Regions from separate parts of the Homo sapiens genome. Here region 2 is linked to region 1. The links are chromatin loops, found by intact Hi-C in ENCODE. Cell type or tissue: natural killer cell. All regions are shown on one strand. Each heading gives the region's core, and the rest is flanking DNA. Links, peaks and the distances in the headings are about the cores only. Region 1 has its middle 70 kb from the start of QPCT. Region 2 holds the start of LOC105374467 (a long non-coding RNA gene).

What was found. A loop is a pair of places that touch in the nucleus more often than their neighbours do. Peaks named below come from ENCODE experiments on the same cell type or tissue, not always from the same donor. Only the 100,000 strongest peaks of a DNase experiment are listed, where the experiment ranks them.
Region 2: a loop joins it to region 1, with 6 times the contacts of the local background. A loop is called at or near these places in 6 of 110 quality-filtered maps.

What each region holds. Positions count from the first base shown.
Region 1 is chr2:37,412,379-37,417,762 of GRCh38, forward strand. No RefSeq gene overlaps it. Among named protein-coding and RNA genes, the nearest start is that of QPCT, 70 kb to the left of the region's middle. RefSeq lists an enhancer at 4,349-5,384. In natural killer cell, for the core only: a CTCF peak has its summit at 2,254; a DNase peak (open chromatin) is centred at 2,233.
Region 2 is chr2:38,271,833-38,277,216 of GRCh38, forward strand. It overlaps LOC105374467 (a long non-coding RNA gene), which reads right to left and starts at 371. Exons shown (of 3, transcript XR_939973.1): 1 at 210-371; 2 at 1-70. RefSeq lists an enhancer at 5,219-5,384. In natural killer cell, for the core only: CTCF peaks have their summits at 2,991 (motif pointing left) and 3,194; a DNase peak (open chromatin) is centred at 2,979.

The DNA.
Region 1 (5,384 bases), core at 205-5,204:
AGCTGTGACACTGTCTGTGTGGATCAATGACTCCTGTTGGACGTGAATGGGGTATCTCAGGGACACCAGCTGGGCTGTGTGAGGCCAGCTAAGAGCAGATGCCGCCCCTGTCCCTGCCTCTGCACCCCTCCTCTACCTTCAAACACTGCTTTGTCACTACGTAAGCTTCCTGTAGTTTAGATGACATTTGAAAGAAAAGGTGTGAAGGGACCGTGAATTGACAAAGATCTAGTTTCTACCATCTGGCATAATTAGGAAGTAATTTGAATTAGAAATTAAATTATTGTAGAGAAATAACATAAGTTTTATTCCTTGCACAGTTACCAGTGGATCACTTTTGAATACTTGTGCTTTCCGGGCACGTCGTATTCTCCAATAAGTTGTTGGTATAAATTTTTTCCACTCAAATAGCCATTAAAAGGGTTGAAAAACTACCTATTGGGTACAATGTTTGCTATTTGGGTAATGGGTACATTAGAAGCCCAATCTCTACCAGATGCAATATACCCATGTAATAAACAGGCACAGGTACCCCCGAATCTAAAATAAAATAAAATTAAACAAACAAACAAACAAACAAACACATAGCCATTATGGTTTACTAGATCTGCCCAATCCCTCTTGCTTCAAATCATTGGTCCTGGTAATTCAGCAAGGAATTGAAAACCCCAACACATTTTATTTTCTTATTTTTGACTATGAAATTAATATATGGCAATTAGAGAAATTTTTGAAAATTTAAAATACATAGAAAAAATTTTATCCAAGTATTACCACCTAGAGAATTCTACAGTTAATAGCGTCTTATATTTCTTGCCAGGATCCTGTCTTCGCATAGTTAACAAAGTTGTCATTATAGTGTATGTGCAGGTTTTTCCTCTGCTTTTTGAACTCTGTTATAGCATAAACACTTTCCATGTTATAGCAAGTTCTTTATAAACATTTCAATGGCTGCATAATAGTCTATCTTGTGAGTTTATGGTAATTTATATAATCACTTAGCTATCGTTGCTATCAAACAAAATTGCTAACACTGCCAAGGACATCTTTATGCAGTGTGGATGGGATAGAGACCGGAAGGCACTATATGGATCTTTGTTTAGAGACAGTGCCCTCTTAGGAAATACCACTTGCAGGGGGCCCCATGTTGTAGGCTAGTCTCTTAGCTCTTTCAGAGTTAATGTCTCACAGGGCTCTGAGCAAGCCTGGGAAGAGGTCTGGGGATGGAACATATAGGCTGAGGGCCTGTTATGTGCCTGACACACAGTTAGGCACTTCTGTGACTATTGTTGTGCATTCTTTACAACTGCCCTACAAAGTGGATAGCATCTCCATTTTGGAGGAGAATCCCGAGGCTTAGAAATATGAAACGACTTTCCCAAGGTCACAGTCAGGGAGTGGCAGGGTCTGGCTGATTCCACAGTCCAGGTCCTTCGCGTGGCCCTCATTTTATTCTGCAGGCTTTGGTACCTTGTGGGACACACTTAAAAGGCCAAGGAGTCCCCGGGTTTGGGGCGGTGTGGGGTAGATACAGCCCTGTCGGCTGCTGCTTTGTCTTGGGGCTGGAGATGGGGTGGATTAGGGCAGGAGACAGCAAAAGGGAAAACTAGCAAAACTAGAGATTTGCTAGTTAATGATGTTTTCTTGCAATTTTTTTTGGGGGGGGGCACGCAAAACATGTCTTGTGGCTCTTGTACTCAGAAGGCTGGAGGTAAGAGTTTGCTGGCTCTTGGCCAGGTGTGGTGGCTCACATGTATAATCCCAGCACTTTGGGAGGCCAAGGTAGGTGGATCACTTGAGGCCAGGAATTTGAGAAAAGCTTGGCCAACATGGCAAAACCCCATCTTTACTAAAAATACAAAAAATAGCCAGGCATGGTGGTACACGCCTGTAGTCCCAGCTACTTGGGAAGCTGAGGCATGAGAATTGCTCTAACCCAGGAGGTGGAGGCTGCAGTGAGCTGAGATCGTGCCATTGCACTCCAGCCTGGGCAATAAAGTGACTCTGCCAAAAAAAAAAAAAAAAAAAAAGTTCCCTGGCCCTCAATTTCCCTGAGACTTCTTTGGAGAGAAGTGAGACTTACTCTCTGTCCCTTTAATAGTGAAATGTCTTGGTGCGTTGGGCCCGGACTACCGTAGAAGTCTGAATAACTTCTCCACAGTTTCTTCCTTACTGGGTCAGTAACTCTGAATGGGCTTTCAGAGTTATTCTGAAAGATCACCACTAGGAGATGCACAAGATTCAAAGAAGTTAGAGCAGTGCTTGGTGATTTTTCTTTCACGTTTATCTGAGCTTTGCAGGTTTCTTTTGTTCTAAATTCATTGAGAATTGAGGGCGAAAATGTCAGTTTCTCAGATCCTATTAATTCTCCAAAGTGAAAAAAATCTACACTTGCCCGTAGTCACATCTAGTGAAACAGGCTGAAGGAACTGACAAACCAGATGCCATGTGTTAAGGATAATAATATGCGTAGCGCCTGATTCCTTTCAGGGAGATGTCAACACTGTTTTGTCACTTTGGTAGAGGACAGTGATGATGGCAGTGCAAATGGTTAACATTTATTGTGATTTCACTTCGCACCAGGTACCATGCTAATGCCTTTAGGTTCTCTTATCACATTTAACCCTCCTGTACACTGTCTCAATTCATGGACACAACAGTTTTGTTACCCTCATTTTGCAAGAAGAGGAAATTGAAGCATAGGGAGGTCGAGAAACTTATCCAAGTTTACCCACCTAGGAAGCAGCTGAGCTGCCATTTAGACTCAAGTTTCTCTGGCCCCAGAGCTGCTCACTTAACCAGTTAAGTATTCTGCTTCCTGGTTTTTATCCCAACTTGACAGATGAGGAGCCATTTGATAGAGGTCAGAGTAGTTAAGGAATTTGTTCTGGTTCTCAGCTGATTAGGGAAGAAGCTTAGACTAGGTGTCCCTTCTCCTGGTCAAGAGCGTTTCCCTTCTTTATCTTGCAGGCGCAGTGTCTGCTAGAGGCTACAAGAAAGAAAGAGGAAAGGTGGGGGCTCATTGGTGGGGCTGAGTCAAGGGGATAAGGGGATCTCAGCACAGAGGAAACAGTGGAAGGTTGCTGCGTGGCGGATTCTGCTACCACTGGGCCCTTGTGGGCTGCGGCCACCTTAAACCTGGCTTAGATCATGGGCTGATTGGATATGGCCTATCTCTGGACGCTGGGTAGAATAAGCTGAAGTGGATGGAGCAGCTTGAACAAAAACACTCTGCAACCCTCTTTGAGTCTTCCTGGCTTTGGAACTCCCTAGTCAGCTCTGTCAACACCGGGTGGCAGCCATCCCTTCCTGGAGGGGAGAGGTGCTTTGAGGTCCTTTCTTCCATCTTTGCTTAGCTCCATGACAGTGTTGGAACACAAAGCTGAATGATCTTACAATCTTTTCCTGTGCTTGTATGGATGTATGGGTTTGCTTTTTTTTTTTTCCCCTCTAGTCCAGATTTCTATCGCTTAGACACTGGTCTTCAAGAGAGGCTCACAGTTGTCACTCATGCAACCTTTATACTTATTCACACCCCACTCTATTCTTCTGACCATCAGCAGCTTCCTTTTCTTGGAGACTTCACCCTTGCAATGATCCAGGACTTCAAAGCTTGGCATGGCAGTGGAGGCCTTCTCCTGCTGTGGGTTAAGACACTGTCCCCAGGAGTCCCTTTGTGCAATACACAGTGCTGAACGACATGGAAGGATGGCACAGTTACCTCTCCAGAAGAGAGTGAGGCACCAGACCAGCTAGTTGAAATCCTTGGAAATTATGGATGAATGAATGTAATAGAATGTGATTTGATAGAGTGGAGAGGGTGGTTCTGGGAGGTGGAGGGGAACTCTTCGCAGCATTGCTATCCAAATGACATACTATAAATCAGGGGCCTCCAATCCTTGGACCATGAACTGATACTGATCTGTGGCCTGTTAGGAACTGGGCCACACAGCAGGAGGTGAGTGGCAGGTGAGTGAGGATTACCACCTGAGCTCCACTTCCTGTCAAATCAGTGGCGGCATTAGATTCTCACAGGAGGGGGAACCTTATCGTGAACTGCGCATGCGAGGGACCTAGATTGTGTGCTCTGTATGAGAATCCAATGCCTGATGATCTGAGATGGAACAGTTTCATCCCAAAACCATACCCACCCTCCCTTTGTGGAAAAATTGTCTTCTATAAAACCAGTCCCTGGGGCCGAAAAGGTTGGGGACCACTGCTATAAATGATGAATGAGAAAACCAGGCTTTAAGTCTTTCCCTCTCTCCCTTCCTTCTTTCTTCCTTTGTTTTTTTTTTTTCTTTTTCTTTTTCTGTTTTCTGACGGGCTTGTGAGCACACAGGTATGTGCTTCAGTGGCAGTCAACAGTTTTGCTGATTTCTTATTGTAACCTAGGCTAAAAAAATATTGGACAGTGAGTTGATAGTTGATAGTTGATTAAAAGTAATGGCAAAGACTGCAATTAATTTTGTACCAACCTAATAGAATTCTAATAAAGCTGGCTTAACTGGTGAGTATAAACTTTGCTGATGCTAGTTTCCTCTTCTAAAAATTAGAGATTTGGATAAGAAGAGTTTTTGGAAGTTTTGAGAGTCTCATTCATTCTAATATTTTATTTTTGGGAAAAAATGGGGATTTCAAACTGATATTTTGAGCAAGACAATGATACAAATCTTTAAAAACACAATGTGGATAAGGGTGTTGGGGTGGGTTCTTAGTCTCCAGGGTTGTTACGGATGCAAAGAGTGAGACCCTTGCCAAGGCCACCTATGTGGTGTGACCCACCATACAGTTTTTAAATGGTATCCACATAGAATACTCTTTAGGTTTGCGTGGTTATTGCACAAAGCTGACCATTGATAGCCTGCCGGGGTTTGCTTGTGTGTCTTAAACACTCTTAAGACAAATAAATTGTCCAGTGGTCTATATTTGGTGCTCTTTTTTTTCATCCCTGTGTACAGAGCTGAACTGAGCTGGCTGCTTGATCTTGGTCCAAATATAATGGCCCAATTGTCCCCTTATGTCAGGGGGTCGGGCTATGGAGCACACCCAGCGCCCTGTGGGAACCCACAGAAGGGAGGTGGCTATTTGGACATATAGTCTGTAGTGGAGACAAGTTAACGACCCTGCCTGGGGCATTCCAGAGTTTATTTAATGATAAAACTGGCCCCAGATTCTCCACTGGGGCTTGTAAGTCCTGTGCAGCACACGATGGGGTGAGAATGCAGTTAAACACACATCCTAAAGGCATTTTAGCTTGTGAGGAAATGGTAAATCCCCTCTGTGATTTGAAAATACCATTTAAAAAATTGTGCCAAGACAGTTTTTTTTTTTTTCCCTAACCCAGCTCTTATAAAGCAGAAAAACAGAATGGTAATTTAATC
Region 2 (5,384 bases), core at 245-5,244, 860 kb after region 1:
TATCAGCATCTGTGCACCAATTTCCTAAGCCCTATCTCCCCAGGCCGATGTGAAGAGAGACAGCTGACACCTGCACACACAGAAGGATGGATTACAGGAGAGGCATCCTGAGCTTAGGAATCTGACTGTTTCATAATAAGCATGAAGCATAACTACTCTTCACTCCAGAAAGAGACACTGTTATCTTCCAAGGTTGTAAGCAAACCTACCCTTTACTCTGAAGAGAAACACTGTCTCCATCTTCCAAAGTTATTTACTACACTAACAACCTTGAAAAGATAGTCCAGGATAAGGGACAGTCGGTATTTCGCTCACAGATGCACAAAACGGTAGGAGACCCATGAATAATTATTTCCCAGCGATGCGTAGCTGAGGCTGAAAGGACAAAACATTAGTACTTATTAATTATTAGACAGTGGGCATATGAATGTCATTACACTATTTTCTGACTTCTGAAATAGTTTTAAAACATCTCCCCCTTGGCCGGGCGCAGTGGCTCACGCCTGTAATCCCAGCGCTTTGGGAGGCCGAGTCACTAAATTTATTTAAGTCACTGATCTCAGGCAGATCACCTGAGATCAGGAGTTGGAGACCAGCCTGGCCAACATAGAGAAACTTCGTCTCTACTAAAATACAAAAATCTGCCGGGCGCGGTGGCTCACGCCTAAAATCCCAGCACTTTGGGTGGCTGAGGCAGGCGGATCACGAGGTCAGGAGATCGAGACTATCCTGTCTAACACAGTGAAACCCCGTCTCTGCTAAAAATACAAAAAATTAGCTGGGCGTGGTGGCAGGCACCTGTAGTCCCAGCTACTCCGGAGGCTAAGGCAGGAGAATGGTGTGAACCCAGGAGGCAGAGCTTGCAGTGAGCCTAGATTGCACCACTGCACTCCAGCCTGGGCGACAGAGCTAGACTCCGTCTAAAAAAAAAAAAAAAAATTAGCTAAGCGTGGTGGCACATGCCTGTAATCTCAGCTGCTCAGGAGGCTGAGGCAGGAGAATCAATTGAACTGGGGAGGCGGAGGTTTCAGTGAGCGGAGATCGCGCCATTGCACTCCAGCCTGGGCAACAAGAGCGAAAGTCAGTCTCAAAAAAAAACATCTCTCCTTTGTCCCCAAAAAGAAAAAGAAACGAGACTTGTGTAATAAGGGAGTAGTTGCCTCAAGATTTAGTGGCTGTTCCAATAAAATATGGGTGACTTCCCTTCAGGAATATTGAATTTGATGGCTGGGGCAAGGTAGGGGCCTTTTAATTCAAACAATCTGCAATGTTAGATGGTCAAGTTAGAAGGCATTCCAAAGAGTCCCTTAGCTATTCCTACTTGGTACCTCCTCATTTCAACGCATTCATAGGTGGATCAGGAACAGATGATTGGAAAACTCTCGGAAATCTCTCTCGCTCTCTCTCTCTCTCTCACACACACACACACACACACACACACACACTACTCAAACACAATTACCAAATAAATCGTGCCGGGTGTTATCCATGTTTCTTAATCTCTCTAGACTTTTTTAATGAGGTCAATGGGAGGGCTGTTATTTATGATCTTAAAGCACTGGTATATGGAAAACATAATGGACATAGGAAAGTCAATGGTGAGCAAAAGAAAAATGACCCTGTTCCACAGAACTGACTAGGTAGTGGGGAAGATAAATAATTTGATAGAATAACAAGATGTGACTGGATCCCAGATCCACTAGAAATTGATTTAACCTCACCTTCCACATGTACTCATCCACTAGCTCCCTACGACGTCATAATCTGAGAGAGTAAGCACAGTTTTCTTGTGATTGTTTCTAAGAGAGTAATAGAACAGCAGGGCCAGGGAAACCTTAGATTAAAAAAAGACCCAGCAGGACACTGGTTAACAAAAGGTGTTTGCTTAGGTGACTTCTCTCTCTAGCTCAGATTTTCCTTCACAAAAGAAATTCAAACATCTAGCTTCATACCTCAAATAAATACTGCTTTAAAGCACCCAGCAAATCTAACATAGCATTAAAAAGTCCAAAATTAGAAATATTCTTCTGAGGTCTCTGCCCAAAATGCAAGACCAGCATCCCCAGGACCTTCCTCTCTCCTGCCCCTTCAAACATCACGCAGACAAAATTCTTGTGGACATAACAATATATAAAACACACACACACACACACACACACACACACACACCTTTACTTTCTCTCTGTTTCTGAAAATTTCCCCTTATTCACTCAAAGTCTGAGAATGTATTGGGGGGGGCTCTTATTGCTGAAACAGACGAAAGATTTGCTAATGAGAATGATGGTTTCTTTATCCATACTCTTAGCAACAATAAAAATGTGGCTGCAGTTCAATTTAAGCGAACACCTAAATAAAAATTTAGACTTATGTAAAGTATTAAATTAATATTAAACCAATTTAATAGTCTTTATTTTTGAAAAGAATCAGAGTAGGCCAGGCTGCGGTGGCTCACACCTGTAATCCCAGCACTTTGGGAAACTGAGGCGGGCAGATCACTTGAGGTCAGGAGTTCAAGACAAGCCTGGCCAACATGGTGAAATCCCCATCTCTACTAAAAAATATAAAACACCTGTAGTCCCAGCTACTCAGGAGGCTGAGGCTGGAGAATCATTTGAACCTGGGAGGCAGAGGTTGCAGTGAGCTGAGATTGCGCCACTACACTCCAACCTGGGTGATGGAGTGAGATCCTGTCTCAAAAAAAAAAAAAAAAAAAAAAAACAGAGTAGAATTATTTTATTTAGCAACCTCTCCTAGCAACTGTTTCAGAAAAATATTTACTCTGAAAGATGAAATGTACCTGCAGTTCATTGTTTTTCCCCAGATTTGATCCCAGGGATACCTAAAATGAGATAATGAATGAGCATAAATGCAAAACCAGATCCTAGTTTCCTTTGAAAGCTGGACTAAGTAACAATTACAATCAGCTACATCAGATATGCTGAGCTACCACAAATGATTTTGAAAGATGGGCTTCATCTGCCCCCTGCTGTACTCTAGGTAAATAACAGGACTTATTAATTTAGCATTGGTAGACAAGATTATTTGGCATCCCTCGCTAAAATGTAAAGGCTACGGCAAAAAAGACAGCATGTGTTTCACCACTGTGTCCCCACCATGTAGCATAGTACCTGGGATATAGTAGGCACTCAATAAATGTGTTGAACAAATGAGCATACAGATAAGTAAAGTATGCTTACAGACTGAGTAGGCATAATACCAAGTTTTACAGGCCCAAGAAAAAAATGCAAATGTTTTGCAACGTTCATATGTTTCTGAAAATAACTTGGTGCTTACCGAGTATGCATTGTCAGCAATTCAAACTTGCTATCCTCTAATAATTCCACTAGACTGAAAAAACTAATTAGAATATTCAGACTTAAGGATATACGTAAATTTTCTAAATGTGACTGTCAAGCAATAACTTTTTGAGAGCTTAGAATCTGAAAGCCATAAGGTAAAAAACCATCCAATTGTCTCCAAGACGGCAGAACTTGCAGAGATCACGCAAAGTTCCCCGTGCCATCTCCCATCCCTTGCCTCAGGTGACCCCTGCAGCCGCCAGCCCTCCAGTGATTATCTCCATCTCTCTAGGATTAGTGAAGGCACAGATTGGAAGATAGGCATCATATTTAATTGGGGGTACATTTATTGAATATGAAAGAAGTCATGCGAGGGCCAAGATTTCAACATTTCATATACAGGCATACCCTGGAGATACGGTGGGTTTAATTCCAGACAACTGAAATAAAGCAAATACCACAATAAAGCGAGTCACACAAATTTTTTTGTTTCCTAATTCATATACAGTTATGTTTACATGATACTGTAGTCTATTAAGTGTGAAATAGCATTATGTCTAAAAAAATGGATTTACGTTAACTAACAAATACTTTATTGCTAAAAAGTGGTAACAATCATCTGCGCATTCGGTGAGTCTTTTTGCTGGTGGAGGGTCTTGCTTAATGTTGATGGCTGCTGACTGATCAGGGTGGTGGTTGCAGAAGGTTGAGGTGGCTGTGGCAATTTCTTAAAGACAGTGAAGTCTGTGGCATCAGTGGATTTTCCCTTTAATGAAGGATTTCTGTCACAGGTGATGCTATTTGATAACATTTACCCACAGCAAAACTACTTTCAAAATCGGAGTCAATCCTCTCAAATGCTGCCACTGCTTTAATCAACTAAGTGTATGTAATATTCTAAATCCTTTATTGTCATTTCAACAATGTTCACAGCCTCCCCACCAGGAATAGATTTCATCTCAAGGAACCGCTTTCTTTGTTTATCATCAAGAAGCAACTCCTCATCTGTTAAAGTTTTATAATGAGATTGCAGCAATTCAATTACTTCTTCAAGCTTCATTTCTCATTCTAGTTACCTTGCTATTTCCACATCTGCAGCTACTTCCACCACTGAAGTCTTGAACTCTTCAACGTCATCCAGGAGGACTGGAATCAACTTCTTCCAAATTCCTATTAATATTGATATACTGACCTCCTCCCATGAATCACGAATGTTCTTAATGGTATCTAGAATGATGAGTTCTTTCCAGAAGTTTTTCAATTTACTTTGCCCAGATCCATCAGAGGAATCATTATCTATGGCAGCTATACCTTACAAAGTATATTTCTTAAATGATAAGACTCGAAAGTCGAAATGACTCCTTGACCCATGGACTGCAGAATGGATGATGTGTTAGCAGACATGAAAACAATATTAATACATATTCTTATACAAGCCCATCAGAGCTCACAGGTGACCAGGTGCATTGCCAATGAGCAGTAATATTTTCAAAGGAATCTTTTTTCTGAGCAGTAATTCTCAAGAATGGGTTTAAAATATTGAGTAAATAATGCTGTAAACAGGGGTGCTGTCATCCAGGCTTTGTTGTTCCACTTACAGAAAACAGGCAGAATAGATTTAGCATAATTCTTAGGGGCCTTAGGATTTTTTTTTTTTTTTTAAGACAGAGTCTCACTCTGTCACACTGGAGTGCAATGGCACCATCTCGGCTCACTGCAACCTCCACCTCCCTGGTTCAAGCATTCTCCTGCCTCTGCCTGTAATCCCAAGTAGCTGGGATTACAGGCACCCACCACCACACGTGGCTAATTTTGTATTTTTAATAGAGACAGGGTTTCCCCACATTGGTCAGGCTGGTCTCGACCTCCTGACCTCAAGTGATCCACCCACCTCGGCCTCCCAAAGTGCTGGGATTACAGGCATGAGCCACTGCACCCGGCCAGGATTTTCATAATGGTAAATGAGCATTGGCTTCAACTTCAAGTTGCTGGCTGCATTAGACCCCAACGAGAAAGTCAGCCTGTCCTTTAAAGCTTTGAAACCAGGGATTCATTTCTCTCTAGCTATGAAAGTCCTAGATGGCA